3 separate regions of the Homo sapiens genome follow, and regions 1 and 3 are each linked to region 2. A link is a loop called in an ENCODE intact Hi-C map of the cell type or tissue named here. Cell type or tissue: OCI-LY7. All regions are shown on one strand. Links, peaks and the distances in the headings refer to the core of each region. The heading gives the core; the rest is flanking DNA.

Evidence for each region. Peaks named below come from ENCODE experiments on the same cell type or tissue, not always from the same donor. Only the 100,000 strongest peaks of a DNase experiment are listed, where the experiment ranks them.
Region 1: a loop joins it to region 2, with 9 times the contacts of the local background. A loop is called at or near these places in 82 of 110 quality-filtered maps.
Region 3: a loop joins it to region 2, with 26 times the contacts of the local background. A loop is called at or near these places in 3 of 110 quality-filtered maps.

What each region holds. Positions count from the first base shown.
Region 1 is chr17:81,595,364-81,600,710 of GRCh38, forward strand. It overlaps NPLOC4 (NPL4 homolog, ubiquitin recognition factor), which reads right to left. Exons shown (of 17, transcript NM_017921.4): 9 at 4,978-5,064; 10 at 1,882-1,953; 11 at 753-879. Among named protein-coding and RNA genes, the nearest start is that of NPLOC4, 39 kb to the right of the region's middle. RefSeq lists an enhancer at 3,056-3,175. In OCI-LY7, for the core only: no CTCF peak of the experiment used is centred there; a DNase peak (open chromatin) is centred at 3,238; H3K4me3 peaks cover 985 bases; H3K27ac peaks cover 1,311 bases.
Region 2 is chr17:81,250,877-81,256,223 of GRCh38, forward strand. SLC38A10 (solute carrier family 38 member 10) reads right to left here. Exons shown (of 16, transcript NM_001037984.3): 12 at 2,197-2,364; 13 at 1,319-1,807; 14 at 617-736. Among named protein-coding and RNA genes, the nearest start is that of NDUFAF8, 14 kb to the left of the region's middle. RefSeq lists enhancers at 805-1,472, 3,831-4,522. In OCI-LY7, for the core only: CTCF peaks have their summits at 1,060, 2,614 (motif pointing right), 2,815 and 4,157 (motif pointing right); DNase peaks (open chromatin) are centred at 305, 745, 1,145, 2,625 and 1 weaker place; H3K4me3 peaks cover 2,246 bases; H3K27ac peaks cover 2,492 bases.
Region 3 is chr17:81,428,130-81,433,476 of GRCh38, forward strand. All of the region lies in intron 3 of BAHCC1 (BAH domain and coiled-coil containing 1), which reads left to right. Among named protein-coding and RNA genes, the nearest start is that of MIR3186, 20 kb to the right of the region's middle. In OCI-LY7, for the core only: a CTCF peak has its summit at 2,229 (motif pointing left); no DNase peak of the experiment used is centred there.

The sequences.
Region 1 (5,347 bases), core at 190-5,189, 340 kb after region 2:
GCGGACGTTGCAGTGAGCCGAGATTGCGCCACTGCACTCCAGCCTAAATGACAGTAAGACTGTCAAAAAAAAAAAAAAAACCCGTTTTGCTTTTTTTTTTTGAGATGGAGTTTCACTCTGTCGCCCAGGGGAACATCCTTGTCCATATATACATATACATATATATATATATTTTTTTTTTCTTTTCTTTTCTTTTTTTGAGACAGAGGCTCACCCTGTCACCCAGGCTGGAGTGCACTGGCACAAACTCAGCTCACTGCAACCTCCGCCTGATGGGTTCAAGTGATTCTCCTGCCTCAGCTCCTTGAGTAGCTGGGATTACAGGCGCCCACCACCATGCCCAGCTAATTTTTATATTTATAAAGAGATGGGGTTTCGCTATGTTGGCCAGGCTGATCTCGAACTCCTGACCTCAAGCGATCCACTCACCTGGGCCTCCCAAAGTGCTGGGATTACAGGCGTGAGCCACCACGCCCGGCCAAAAAAGTGGACTTTTAATGAGAGCACTGGCCTAGAGGAGAGCTCTGTGGAGGTCCTGATTCTGTTATGAGTTTTGGGGTTTGTGTTTATATAGTTTTATGCTGTTAAGTTGTTCAGAATTTTTACCATAAAAAGAAAGGAGGAATTTATATCCCACAAGCCCAGTAAGAAAGTCCAGTATAACTAAGTTAAGGATAAAAAGCTACCAAAAAGAGGAACAAAATATATTAACGAGGTGGTAATATTTACAGTACATACTGTCCCTGTTATACCTGTAGCCACTGCAGTAACAAACTTGGATCCAAAATGTCCGTCTGGAGAGAGCCGGCACATGTTGGGATGCTTGTTCTGGAAGTCTCCTGCAGTGATGCACTCTTCTGAACTTAGGAAATAGGTGTCCTAAGACAAGAGAAGCAGCCTATCAAATTTTACAGCATCATGCCAAAATATACTTCTATTTCTTCTTTAAAAAATAAGAACTAAGCCAGGAGCAGTGACTCACACCTCTAATTCCAGCACTTTGAGAGGTGGAGGCGGGAGGTCCACTTGAGGACAAGAGTTCGAGACCAGCCTGGCCAACACACCAAAACCTGGTCTCTACTAAAAATAAAAAAATTATCTGGGTATGGTGGTGCACACCTGAACCCAGGAGGAGGAAGCTGTAGTGAGCCGAGATTGTGCCATTGCACTCCAACCTGTGCAACACAGCAAGACTCTGTCTCAAAAAAATAAAAATAAAAAATAAGAACCAAACTATAAAACTCAAAACCACTTTGAAACAAGTATCTACAATTCCTAACCATTACCAATTCCTCATCTAAAACCACTCACGACTAGAAAGGCCAGAAGCACTATGCAAACCACCCCGCCATGGGCTGAGCCCTGAAAATCACTGCTTTATAAAGGTAAGATGGGTTTAGCTCTATGAGACCAAGAGATCCGGCCTTCATTGATCAAGAAGAACTTCTTGAAAAATAATGGGGCCTGAGGGCTGGGCATGGTGGCTCACACCTGTAATCCCAGCACTCTGGGAGGCCAAGGCAGGCAGATCACAAGGTCGAGATCAAGACCATCCTGGCTAACACAGTGAAACCCCATCTCTATTAAAAATACAAAAAAATTAGCTGGGCATGGTGGCAGGCGCCTGTAGTCCCAGCTTCTCCTGAGGCTGAGGCAGGAGAATGGCGTGAACCCGGGAGGCATTGCTAGCGGTGAGCAGAGATTGCGCCACTGCACTCCAGCCTGGGCAAAAGAGCAAGACTCCGTCTCAAAAAATACAAATAAATAAATAATGGGGCCTGAAAGCTAGAACCAGCGGTGCAAAGAGACCCTGATAATGCAGGCCAACACCATCTGTAACCAAGCCATAGGGCCACACGCACAGTCCTGTCTCCACCTCACCTTATTTCGACTGTAGCGGACGGTACCCTTTCGGGTATCTTCTGAGACGAGGTCTGTAAATATCCAGCCAACCTTAAAAAAAGGAAAGTAGCTTTTAAACATCTCCTCAAGATAGACGATGAATGGCTGGGCGCAGTGACTCACGCCTATAATCACAGCACTTTGAGAGGCCGAGGCAGGAGAATCACGAGGTTAAGAGATCGAGACCATCCTGGCCAATACAGTGAAACCCCATCTCTACTAAAAATACAGAAATTAGGCCGGGTGCGGTGGCTCACGCCTGTAATCCCAGCACTTTGGGAGGCCGAGGCGGGTGGATCACCCGAGGTCGGGAGTTCGAGACCAGCCTGACCAACATGGAGAAACCCTGTCTCTACTAAAAATACAAAATTAGTTGGGGTGGTGGCGCATGCCTGTAATCCCAGCTACTCAGGAGGCTGAGGCAGGAGAATCACTTGAACCCGGGAGGCAGAGGTTGCAGTGTGCCAGGATCGCGCCATTGCACTCCAGCCTGGGCAACAAGAATGAAACTCCATCTCAAAAAAAAAAAAAAAAAATTAGCTGGGCGTGGCCGGGTGTGGTGGCTCACGCCTGTAATTCCAACACTTCGGGAGGCCAAGACGGTGGATCACGAGGTCAGGAGATCAAGACCATCCTGGCTAACATGGTGAAATCCCGTCTCTACTAAAAATAGAAAAAAATTAGCCGGGCGTGGTGGCGGGTGCCTGTAGTCCCAGCTACTCAGGAGGCTGAGGCAGGAGAATGGTGTGAACCCGGGAGGTGAAGCTTGCAGTGAGCCGAGATTGCGTCACTGCACTCCAGCCTGGCCCACAGAGCAAGACTCTGTCTCAAAAAAAAAAAAAAAAAAAAAGATAGATGATGAATGTTTTCTGGCTTCTGCCCAGAGAGCTTAAAAAGAATGTTCTCAGTCAGAAACTCCTTTTTGTGAGCCAGGTGAATCTACATCAACAGGTTCCTCAAGTAAGATGCCAGGCCACACCCAGGGATCTCCATCTCTGTTCAGTAGAAACTGGCCACCCTCCCTCTGGTGCTGCTGGGTTAGAGATGAGTTTCCTCAGCACCAGCTCTGCCCAGCACCATGCTGGGTGCAAGAGACACAGCAGTGAGTGAGACCAACAGAAGGTGAGTGAAAAAGGCACTTAAACTCCCAAGAGGAAGACAGACAACAAGCAAGCAAATAAACATTTCAGAGAGTAGGTCTTTCCTGACAAGCTAAGAAAAAGGATTCCTAGAGAAAGGCACATAATACAAAAGGGGTAATATAATGCAGACTTCACACAGCTGCTCCTGGGAGCTCCACCTCAAGGCCGGAAGGAAGCATCTGAGGGTATGAGGATCTGAAACCTGTGACCCAGCAACCCCTGCACGTTCAGTGTAGCAGTGCCTGTGTGCTGTGTGATCCTTAGGCCCGCCTCTGCCTGTGAATTCCTGCACCAGAAGCCCGTCACGAGGCCACAGGAGCAGCAGTTGAGTCCCGGCAATTGTCACTTCTGTCCTCGGGAAGGATCTGCGGCCCATGACCCTCTCCAGCACTACCTGACACACAACTCTTCCCATCCACCCCCAGCAGACATGACTAGCCCACTGGGAGACTTTCACTGTCTTTAAAGATGCCCCAATGAATGAAAAACCCAAGGTGGTGGCAACAGAGAAAATGAAACTTAAAGGGTTAATTATGCAGTAAATAAAGCAAAATCAAAATCAAACTGAGAAAAATTAGGGCTTAGAAACTCATATTTTAGGCCAGGCACGGTGGCTCACGCCCATAATCCCAGAACTTTGGGAGACCAAGGCGGGTGGATCACCTGAGGTCGAGAGTTCAAGACCAGCCTGGCCAACATGGTGAAACATCGTCTCTATTAAAAATACAAAAATTAACTGGGCGTTGTGGCGGGTGCCTGTAATCCCAGCTACTTGGGAGGCTGAGGCAGGAGAATCACTTGAACCCGGGAGGCAGAGGTTGCAGTGAGCCAAGATCGTGCCACTGCACTCCAGCCTGGGTGAAAGAGCAAGACTCCTCAAAAAAAAAAAATAAAATAAAATAAAAAGAGAAACTTGTGTCTTGCAGAAAATTATTTAAGTAATTTCAAGATTATGAACTGTAAGATTATAACAAATTAGGTCAAAAAATTGGACCAATCTCTTTTAAACAAGAGAACTTCCAGAATTTGAACCCAAATATGCCCCTAAATCAAGATGCTGACTCCTTGTTAGAAACAGGATGTTTCTTTCCTAAAGACAGTAAAACTGTGTGGACTGCTCACTGACACTACTAGGTTTTAAGTCACATTTGCAGTCTCACCCGCTTCATCTGTAGAGAAGATTAAATAATCTAGAGATTATTTTTCATGGTCTGAGTTGATTAGGAAATAAAGGATAAAACATACTTATTAACATTAAACTCGTAAGATATGTTCAAATTCATGGCTCTACATTAATTTATTAAAATTGTTCCTGGGAACTGTATCAATGTCAGATAAACCAGATCAATAGAATAAAAAAGGAAATCCTTTTCTCATCTTCTAACTGTTCCATGAAACTAGGAAGAATTGTAGGCTCAGAGAGCTAAATTATAAACAGGAAATTAAATGATGATTGATGACGGAGCAGCAGAAGCTCCAAGTGCATGGCACAGAACATGAACACTGTCAATGGAATGTCAGCCTTGACTGTCCTCGGCTTCCAAGCTACATGAAGGGAGAGCTCAGGCAGAAGGGACACACATGCACAGAGGAGCCAGCAGGGGTGCGGCTGGGGTCTGTTTCCCACTTGAAGCAGTCCTCATGAAGTGTGGCTGGAAGGCTGAAATATAACAGCCAGATCTGCACTGGGATTTTTTTTTTTTTATGCTCAAGAAAATGTTCTCATTTTAGTTTAAGTCAGAGGAACATAAAGGTTATTGGTGCCCAACAAACATATGTGAAGTTTCAAAACATATAGTGCCTGCACCTGACCTTGTGCAGCCGGAGAGAGCCAGTACCCGACACAGCCCGGCCACTCTCCCAACTCCCCCTGGCCTGGATGCCCAACAGAGCCTGGCCACGCCCCCTGCTTGGCTGCCGGATGCCTCAGTACCTTCCGCAGGCCAAGTTTGGCAGCAATTTCATCGACCACTTCAGCTTTTGGATCCTCAAGAAGCTCCAAGCTGTTCTGTGTACCAATCTGCAGGGAATCAAAGGGAGAAGATGGACTTAGAGCAGAGGGCTCAGGAAGCAGCACCCCAAGCCCTTCCACTTCCAGCTCTAGGTCACAAGGAGTGCTGGGGGCCTCCTTGTCAGAAAGGAGAACTATAGCCACAGATAAAACACATGCGACACGCCTCCCGGCTTCTCTCCTTCTCGGGTTGTGCTGCACCTTTTACCAGGGCTGCAAAACATGTGGCATGCAGGGCCCAGCTGATGTGTGCTGCACAGCTCTGCATCAGGAGCACTCAGGACTAAGGCAA
Region 2 (5,347 bases), core at 97-5,096:
GAGGATTCAGAGCAAGTTTTATTCTCAGGAGAGCAAAGGCGTAAGGAGCTTTCCTGGAGGGACAGGTGACAGATCCCTGTAGATGAACACAGCCGAGCTCCGAGGCCCGAGGGTGTGGGAGCAGTGCTCTGGGCCAGGGCTATGCTAGGACCAGGGCGGGCACAGCCACCCCCAAACTGGGTCCCCTTGGGGCACAGCCTTAAAATAAACCTCCACATCTGGGTGCAGGCACGCCCACACCTGGCTGGCTTTAAATACTCCGAGTGTTAAAACTGTTAACAAACCTGCTTTAAAGACGAAATGGTAATCACAAGCCAAGTGACAATGCCGCAGGTGTTTTAAAGGGGAGCAAGGGAGATAAAACGGTAATCACAAGCCATGTGACGATGCCGCAGGTGTTTAAAGGGGAGTAAGGCAGATAAAAGGTTCCCAGAAAGCAAGCTGCTGATGGGAAGGGAGCAGAAAGCTCTCCGAGGGGTCTGCTCAGCAGGCGGCTGGAAAGAGAAGGGGGGCCTGGCAGGGCTCCCGAGGATGACCTGGGCATCACCCCAGGGCTGGGGGAGGGGGCTGCCGCTCCCTGGGCCTGAGGCAGGCGGCTGTAGGGCGGAGGCCTTACCCTCCAGCTGGCTGGCCGCCTGGTTTCCACCCGCTCGCTCCACGTCCCTCTGCTCGCGAGGCTCGGGCGGCAGCCCAGGCCCTGGAGCCGGCTTCTCCGCTGGGAGGGGAGGCTTCCCACCTGCACACACGGTGAAGACTCAGAAGGTTTTGCAGGAAAGTCAAGGGAGGGTTTGGGGGGTTGGGGGACAGAAGGCAAGGGCGGGACAAAAGGAAGTGGCAGATGTTTCTAAAGTGACACCCCCGTCAGCACAGTTTATATTCAACCTGATGATTACTAGCGAAGCAATAAAAAAATATTTAACAACCTCATAGGCTTGTGGCAATGAGCCAATGGTAACTGCCTTCGCAATTAAAATGCAAGAACTGTCCTAAGCAGCTCTTAGACGGGCACTTAACAACGTGTTACCTGTCAGGCGCCCCCCGCGCCGCCCCCCGTGTGCGCCCAGACACACGAGCACAGCGCGGCACCTGACATTTAGTGGTCTGGCAAACAACTGTGTGACAGATATTACAGTAGCTGTCAGCCACCAGCCTCTTCCTGTCCCCACCAGCTGCCGGGGCCCGCTCCATTTGCATGCTAATCTGGTGCAGGGAGAGAGACTGGGGACTGAGGGAGGAACCATCGATTCTGCTGCCCCTGCCCAGCCTCCCCAGCCCAAGAGGGGAGTGTCTTCCGACACGAGCCCAGGCTGACACCCACCGTGGTCGCTGTCCTCTGCGGGCTGCCCTGTGTCCCCGGCGGCGTTGCCTGGCGGCGGTCCCCCCTTGGCCTTTTCCCCTCCACCCACCGCCAGGCCGTTCTGCTGCTCAGACAGCACTGCCTGGGGCCGAGGATGCAGGCCCCTGTCTCCTGGCCCCAGGTCCTCCTTTGCAGGCTGGACAGCTGGCTGACCATCTGCTTCTGGAACTTTCTGGGGATCTTCAGGAAGATCACCCGCCTCCTCCAAGGCCTGGGCCTGTCCAGGCCTCTTCCCAACCTCTCCCTGCTCCGGCTCTTGTTTCTCTCTTTCTGAGTCGGGCAGAGGCGGCGCCATCTGGCCCTGGACCCCTGGAGCCTTTCCGCCCGCGTGTCTGGATGGAGGTTTGTTCTCTTCTGGCACCTCTCGGTCTTGGCCTTCATCTACCACCACCTTGTCGTGAGGAACAGGAGGCTCGTGGCGGTGGGCCTCGCCCACAGGCACAGCAATCCCTGCAAGGGCACGGGGGACAGATGGGGTCAGGCTGAGGCCCCTCCTTCCCTTCCCAGGGAATTAGAACTGGGTTCTTCCCTGGGTTCTGGCTCCCAACAGTGTGACACAGGCCAACAGATACCACCTCCCCTGCCGGCCTCCCTGCTGCCTGGCCAAGCACAGCTGATGCTAAAGTTCAACAGGGGCAGCTGCAAACAAGTTGCTCTGGGAGGGGCAGGACATTCATCTGAATTGAAAGACAGAGAAAACAAAAAGGACCAGAACTTAGGCTGGGCTGAAGGGAAAAAGATACACACAGCCCTGAGAGCCACCCCGCAGGGTGTCCAGCCTGCAAAGGAGGACCCGGGGCCGCCCTTCCCCATCCGCACCCCCAGCCAGTGCCCAGCACCTTGCCCAGGGCGATCGAGCTGTGCCTCCTCCGGTGCCTCCTTGCCATCTTCCCGTCCAGGCACATCCACGGGCCCCTTGATCTGGGCCTGCTCCAGCTCCTCTCTCTCCTTCGGCAGCTTCGGCTTCTCCCGGCCATCCTCAGCCACGGCCACAACCGGATCCTGGGCTGGGAGCAGGGCACAGTTAGGGAACTGCACTGCCAAGCAGCTCCAGGAGCGGGGCAGCTCTCCCTGGACTGTTACCATATTTTCCAGCCAAATGGCAGAGTCAAAGCAGTTTCTTTTTCCTGTTCGATCATTAGCAGCTAAGTAGCACAGAAAACTGTCATTTTTCATGTGTATTCACAACAAAAATATGTCAAAATGCGATTTACACCTAACTGGGGGCAGGGAGAACTAGACTCCATGTAATACTCAGTCATTACCACCAGATGGCGGCACGAGCCCACCGACCCACTCTCCCACAGTCCCCTCCATTACCATCACCTCCATCATCACCGTCATCACCGTCACCTCCACCACCACCACCACCATCACCGCTATCATCACCATCATCTCCATCCCTACCACCATCAACATCACCATCATCACCATCATCTCCATCCCTACCACCAACATCACCATCATCACCATCACCATCACCATCATCACCATCTCCATCCCTACCACCATCACCATCATCATCACCGTCACCATCATCACCATCTCCATCCCTACCACCATCACCATCATCATCACCGTCACCATCATCACCATCACCGCTATCATCACCACCATCTCCATCCCTACCACCATCACCATCATCATCACCATCACCACTACCATCACCACCATCACTGCCAACCCTACCATCATTGCCATCACCTCCATTATCGTCATCACCACCACCATCTCCATCCCCACCACCATCGCTGCATCATTGCCACCACCTCCATAATCATCACCTACATCACCGTCACCTCCACCGTCACTGCCATCACCTCCATCATCGTCGTCACCTCCGTCACCACCACCACCACCGCCATCACCACCTCCCTGTCCCAGCAAGGCCATATGTCCACTGAGACAGGCGCTGCAGCCGAGGGGGACTCAGGTGAAGCTGTCTGAGGAAGAATTCACACAGAGTCCAGTTCAGAGCAGCAGATGGGGCCTCACCAGCTCCCATAGGAGAAGAAAATGGGGACAATTAGCTTAGCTTTCTACCAGCCTTCTAAGAGCAGCCTGATATGTTAGTCTAGGGAAACAGACAGTTACACTGTTGTCAGTTTGGAGTTGAGAGTCCTAGACAAACTGTAGAGGGAAGGTACCACCCTACTGGGTAATAAACTAGTTAACAGAAAGCAGACGCTAGGCTCTACAGTTTAGTTAAAGTAACAAATTCAACTTTTTTTTAAGATGGACTCCTGCTGTGTCGCCCAGGCTGGAGTGCAGTGGCACAATTTCGGCTCACTGCAACCTCTGCCTCCCAGGTTCAAGCAATTTTCATGCCTCAGCCTCCTGTAGCTGGAATTACAGGAACCTGCCACAATGCCTGGCTGATTTTTGTATCTTTAGTAGAGACAGGGTTTCACCACGTTGGCCAGGCTGGTCTCAAACTCCTGACCTCAAGTGATCCACCCGCCTCATTCTCCCAAAGTGCTGGGATTACATGCGTGAGCCACCGCGCCTGGCCCAAGTGACCAATTCTATAAGCGTATGGCCACCCGCCTGAGCAGGTGAAAACATACTGGTCTCCATCACACGATTAGGCTTCGGCAGAGGCCCCATGCGGAAACAAGCCATAACTGTCAATCAAGAGGGCCTGTCCAATGGATTACTAAGTGAAGAAAGGGAGGCTGGGGAGGGGAAGGGAAAATATAGCAAAACAAAGGAAATCTCCGTTGTCATAGGACAAGTTGCCTCAGAGCAGTCATTTTCTCAGCAGGAGCAAAATTCAGTTCCTCAGGCCGTGAATGACCAGTCTGGGGCTCCAGGGGGAGCTCTGTGTGGGTGCAGGAGCCGCGGGACGGGAAGTGAGCACGGTGAGCCGGGAGCTGCCCCAGAGGTCCCTTTGGAGAACCTCCCGGGAACGCCACGCCTCTCAGCGTTCTGCAAGTGTTGCTGGATTGCACGGGCACCTGCAGGAAGGCTGTGCGAGTGTCCTGGCTCCCCGCCGCCTGCAGCAGCTGACCAGCCAAGGGCTGCACTCACAGCCTTCATGCCCGGCGCTCTGCAGCTGTCTGCGGGCAATGCACACAGCCTTCTCCACAACGGAGCCCATCTTTGCGTCAGGGACAGTTTGCCGGCAGTGCCTCTTGGCTGCAGTAAAACTAACACAAAACTTCAAAATCAGCAACTGAAAAACGTCCGAGTGCTGCCAGCCGCTTCCACTCTCAACATGAACACAGGTTGCGCAAAGACAGAAAGGGGCCCTGTATGGGGAGTGCCCCCGCCAGCTCACGACTGAGCTCCTCGGGAGGGAGGAGATCTCTGGCATCCGAATTTCTTCTCCTAGAAGGCCAGCAACACACCCGGCTAAGCCACAGTAGAGGCGGCCACGGCCAAGGGGGATGGCTCCACGCACGCCCCCAGGAACACCCAGCAGAGGGTGCTGCCGCAGGGCAACCATCCTCCCTCATTTGGCTTCAAAAATCGCCTCCAGGCCAGGCATGATGGCTCACTCCGGTAATCCCAGCACTTTGAGAGGCCGAGGCAGGAGGATCACTTGAGGTCAGGAGTTCAACACCATCCTGGCAAAACCCTGTCTCAACAAAAATACAAAATTAGCCGGGTGTGGTGCCGCGCCTGTATTCTCGGCTACTCAGAGGCTGAGGTGGGAGAATTGCTTGAACTTGGGAGGTGGAGGCTGTAGTGAGCCAATATCGTGCCACTGCACTCCAGCCTGGGCGACAGAGCGAGACTCCATCTCAAAAAAAAAATCATCTCCAGTCACAAGAAACCACGACCCGTGACCATCATTGGCACGTGGTGCCAGGAATGCTGTGTTTATGCTGTCCCAGCGGCTCCTCACTGCCAGGTGCTGACGCAGGTTCCCAGCTCCTGGCACCCACAAAAACACACACCTTCCTAACAAGTGACAGAGGCCACAACTCAGCCACGGCGGAGGCGGATCCCTCAGACTTTCCTCCCTGCTGTCTAGTCGGGCATGGA
Region 3 (5,347 bases), core at 190-5,189, 180 kb after region 2:
GACTCCCCTGCCCAGACTCCCCTGCCCCTTCCTCCCACCCCTGCACTACTAGCGGCCTCCTGGAGGGGAGACCAGGCTGGCCATGGCTCCTGGGCTGGCTGTGGGGGCCCCGCCTTCCTGGCTCATATGCCCCACCCCGCCTCAGCCTTTTGTGTCTGTGGGCAAACGCCCCGGCCAGCCACAGCATCTGGCTCCCAGGATGTCTGTGGGAGGGAGGAGGGTGGCCTGGCACCGGGGGAGCAGGAAGGGGAGGCCTGCGGCAGCCGTGGTGAACCCCCCACAACAGACGCAACGGCCGCTGCCTGGTCCTGGCCCAGCCACAGGTGCACAGATCCACCTAGGACCACTGACTTGGTTTCCCCTCCTGGCAGTGGTGGCCCCTAGTCAGGGCCCAGAAGTGGCACCAGCCCATCCCCAATGCTCTCTGCACCAGGAGAGAGCTCCTACCCCACTCCCTCCACCCACCCTGGGGGACCCCAGCAGCAAGGAGGGCCGTTTGTGGGTAGCACCACCTGCCTTGGAGCCCCCGTCCCGCCCCTCTGGGGGCTGCTCAGAGGGTGGGTGTGTGGTGGCCCACAGGCAGACAGCACCCACAACGGCCTCTAGACACTCACTTCCCCTTGTGCCAACGGCTGCCTGGGCGGAGCTGCCCACATCCCACCCCGGGGACCCCCACCACTTCTCAGCCCCTCACATGGGGCCCGGCATCGGTGGGTTCCATCTGCTCCCGAGCCCTTGGGAGTCCCCCTGGCTGGGTGGGAAGCCAATGTCCTGCCACAAGTGTCGACGTGAGCCCCTGGCGTCTGGGCCTCTGAGCCCCTTCTATCTGCGTCCCAGGGAAGTAGCTCCTCCAGGCGGGGGTGGCCTGAGCCGGAGGAGAGGACAGTGCCCACAGTGGCCCTGGCTGTGTCACACCGAGGAGGTTCACCTGTCCACCCTGCTGGGCACCTGGCACCCTGGCTGGGCGAGACGCATCTCCCGCTGTCCGTGTCAGGTGGGGGTGGGCACGTGTGCGGGACAGTGGGCTGGGTGGACCAGCACGGGTGGAGGCGGGACAAGGGGGTGCAGGGCGTGGCCTCTGAGCCGCCCGCCTGGGCCCCAGAATGCAAGGCCCACCCGGGGCTGAGGATGGGTGTGGGTGCCCCCCGAGGGTGGCAGAGCCTCCAAGGCCACACACCTGCGAGGCCCGTGCTCCAGCTTGCTGTCCCCTGCTCTGCCTTCAGTTCAGTTGTCCCACCCCCCGGGATCCCCTCCCCTCCCTGCGGGGGTTCCCTGCCACGCAGCCGTGCTCCCCGACAGACCACATGGAGCTGCCGCGCTGTGAGCTGAGCGGCAGAGGCCAGGGCCGGCGGGCCAGGGTGAGAGGCTGGCTGGCTGCCCGGGCAGCATGCCTGGCTGCTAGTTTGACAGGGTGCCAGCTGGCTCCCCGTGCGCCGGGCCTGTTTCTCTGCCGTGTGTGTTCATGGGGGAAGGGGAGTGAGGTGGGTGGGGGGCACGCGACTCGGCCGGAGAGTGGGGGCCAGCAGGCACAGCGGGCTGCCTGGGCGGTTGGCCTTGCCCACGTTTCCTCCTAGTGGCCCAGGATGGGCAGGAGGCAGGTGCCTGGCCAAGCCAGCTTGCCACCCCCTCCCCAGCCCAGGGCTTTCGTTGAGGGTAGGTAGGCCAGGGTGGGGCAGGCCACCAGGAACCCAGGTTGGGGTAGCCCCAGGAACCCCCCATGCCAAGCGGGGCCTCCTCTCTCCCCATCTGCAGGGCAGCCCCTCGAGCGGGCCAGGGCTTCCTGCTTCCCCGGGGGAGCAGCTGGGGGTGCAGCAGAGGCAGCCCGGAGCTGGAGGAGCCGCCCGGAACATCTGGCCTGGGCAGAGCCTGTCTGTTCAGCTCCTCCCGGCCCGCAGCTTACCCGAGGCTCGCGCTCCCACCAGCGGTGGGCCTCTCTGGGGCTTGGGGTGGGGGCGGGAGGCGGAACTGGCCAGGGGCAGAGGTGAGCTCCTGCTGGGCAGCCTGTCCTGGGTGGATGAGGATGAGAGCAGGGGTGGGGGCACACACAGCTGGCCCTATTGTCAGCAGGCCTGGTCCCCTCCCTCCCCACCGCGCCCCCCAGCTGCCTGGCCAGGACCACCCACAGGGCCAATGAAAGAGGATTCTGTTCCTGGGGGGCTCAGCTGGGAAGGGGTGGGGGCAGGGGCTGCTGAGATCCCCACTGAGGCCACTCGTGGTCTCTTGTGCCACCTGGGGGGAGCCATGGGGGCGGCAGGCACACACACGCGCTGGCTCTCCGCCTGGCCGGCCTCTTGGTCAGAACCACGCCCCACCAGCGGCCACTTCTCACTGGGCCTGGCCAGCTCCTGGGGGTCCGGGGCTACGCATGCCGAGCACTCCCTGCCAACGGAGCCCCGCAGCTTCCTGCATCCTGCCAGCTGCTCCTCTGTCCCCTTCGTCCCCTCTGAGGTCTCAGGACTCGCTGGTGCTGCTGGGAGTGAGCAGGAGCTGGGACCACATCTGTTTAAGGGACAGAGGTCCCACCAGCGCCCACCCACCCCGAGTGTCCTCAGAGGTACTGGGGCCCCAGCTCCATCCTTCCTGTGATGCCTGCCAGGGACCTGCTGCTTCCTCCCAGACCCCTTCAGCTCCTCCTTCCTCTCCCGGCCTCGGTTTCCTCGGTGGCTAAAACAGCTTCTTGGTCTGTCTCCCACAGGCCCGCTGACCACCCCAGCACTGACGTTTCTACCACATCTATGTGGGGGGTGTGGCCCTTGCCCTGCCTAGACCTGCTGTCCCTGCCCATGTGCGAGGGAGAGTTGGGCCAGTGGGGACAAGCTGGCTCCGCTGGGATGCGAGGGACAGCGTGGGGGTCCCGGCGTGGGGGTGGAGGGGACAGCGTGGGGGTCTCGGCGTGGGGGTGGAGGGGACAGCGTGGGGGTCCCGGCGTGGGGGTGGAGGGGACAGCGTGGGGATCCCAGCGTGGGGGTGGAGGGGCTCTGCTGGGCCGGCTACCTCCCGCCAGCTTCTCTCAGCCAGAGGGCGGCTGCCCCATCCAGGCCTATGATCCCCCCTCCGGAGGTGTCCTATGGCTTTCGGGAGCCAGCCCTCCCATACCCTCGGCCCCTCACCGTGGCCTGCCCTGGCCGGCCACCCTGCCAGGGTCCCAGCCTCCTGTCCCCACTGGAGTCTGCCCTCAGGCCCTGGCAGTTCCCAACCCCCAGCCCGCTGAGACTTTATGCATAGCCTCATGTTCACGGCCTGGCTGAGTGCTGCCAGTCACTGTTGAGTGCAGGGGTTTCATCCCGTGGCCATGGTGACCAGCACCCAGGTCCACACCTGGCAGAGGGCTGTATGGAGGTGGCTAGGGGAGACACAGACTTGGGGAAGCCAGGATAGGGACATCCCAGGTGGCAGAACCTGAGCCCCAGGGAGGTTGGGGAGAGGGCCACCCCTGGTTTGGATAAAGGGCCTGGTCCCTGCAGCTTCAGGGTTCCCAGGACCAGCCCTGGCTTGAGGTTGGGCAGGATGACTGCACTTCTGTTATGAGCCTGGCCCTGGGATGGCACCTGCCTCCCCCTGGCAATGCTGCACAGCACAGTGGTGCTTGCGCCCATTTTACAGCTGAGGAAACTGAGGCTGAGGATTGTGTGTGACTGAGAGCCTGTCCCCTCATCCCCTCCCTGCCCTCTGACCTGCCGTGCTTTGGAGTAGGTGTACCCTCTGCCCCGCAAGCTCCTGCTCTCCAGGAGCCAGGGACTTAGCCAGGGACTTGGGCTAGAGGCTGCTCTGGGACCCAGGAGGCTGCACCCGAGCCCCTGCGCACACCCAGGCACCGCAGGACAGGGCAGGACTGTGGCAGATGCGGCATGGGCCCCTGCTATGTGCAGGGCAGGTGGGCAGGGCAGGGGTCGTCACAGACCCAGAGCTGTCTTAGCTTCGAGTTCATATGCCCAGCCTCAGTTTCTCTATCTGCCACACCCATGAGAACAGCTGTCCAGACCCCATGTGATACAGACACAAAGAGCAACTTCCCTCCCGTGTCCTGCAGCGGCTGTCCACTGCTGGGGCCAGTGGCCTTGGTCACTGGGGATGGGGTGCGGCCTTCCTAGGCTGACATCCCTGGATCTGACCGATGGTGCAGCCGCCCCGGCAGGTGCACCGTCTCCTGTGTGCCTGTGTGTGGGGCTGGCTGGTGTCATGCCTGTGGCCCCGGTACAATGACCTATGTGTCAAGGACGCTGCCTGGGGAACGTGAGGAAGGTCCTGGTGGACAGGCGGAAGGGAGTTCCCTGGTAGCCAGAGCTGATGTCCAGGGTGCCGGCGAAGGTTTTGGGGGTCGTGTGGTTGCTTCTAGCTCCACGCTCCGAGAACTGTCCATTGCCCCCTGTGGCTTGAGGGCGGCCCCAGCCTCGGACCCACCCTCCCACCCATCACCAGGCCCACCCTCCCTCCCATCGCCGGGCCCACCCTCCCCTCCAGCCCTGGACCCAACCTCCGTCCCCAGCCCTGGACCCACCCTCCCGGGCCCACCTGTTCCCCTGAGCCCCAGACCCCATCCCTCCCATCCCCGGGCCCACCCTCCCCCGCATCCCCAGGCCCACCCTCCCCGCCATCCCCAGACCCACCCTCCCCCCGAGCCCCAGACCCACCCTCCCTCCCATCCCCAGGCCCACCCTCCCCCCACATCCCCAGGCCCACCCTCCGCCCCATCCCCAGGCCCACCCTCCCCCCCCATCCCCAGGCCCACCCTTCCCCCCATCCCCAGGCCCAACCTCCCCCCCCATCCCCAGGCCCACCCTTCCCCCCATCCCCAGGAAGGCTGCGCTCCTCCCTGTGGGGTTGGTGCCTGGATCCTGGGCAGGCTGCCCACTGCGTTCATTCTGGAGGCTCCCATGGGAACCTGGCACCTGCTCCCGCTCTTAGCTACCTTGCTCAGCCTGGGAACAGATGGAGCTGGCCCGGCCCGCCCCTGAGGCAGCTGTGGGTCACCACTTGGGCCAGTTCCCTGCAGGCCTGTGGATGGGGAAGAGGCTGAGCTTCTGAAGCCTCAGGGGGCCCCAAGGATTGGGCACTCCAGCTCCAAGAACGAATCTCTTGCTGTGCCGCCCCGCAACCACTCATGTCCCGGGAGCTGCACTTTGAAACACAGCCTGGACACCCGGGGGCCTGCCCACCTGGGGTGAGGGGCCGTGTGTGGGAGCAGGGGTGTATGGCAGAGAGCAGACAGGACTAGGGAAGGGGCCGCTGCAAGGCTGTAGGCCCTTCCGGCCCTAGAGTGGGAGTGGGAACTGCCCATAGCTGCAGTCACTGCTGAGGCCCCTCCTGTGCCCAGGGCTGGAGTCATCAGTCCACCGAGGCCCCTCCT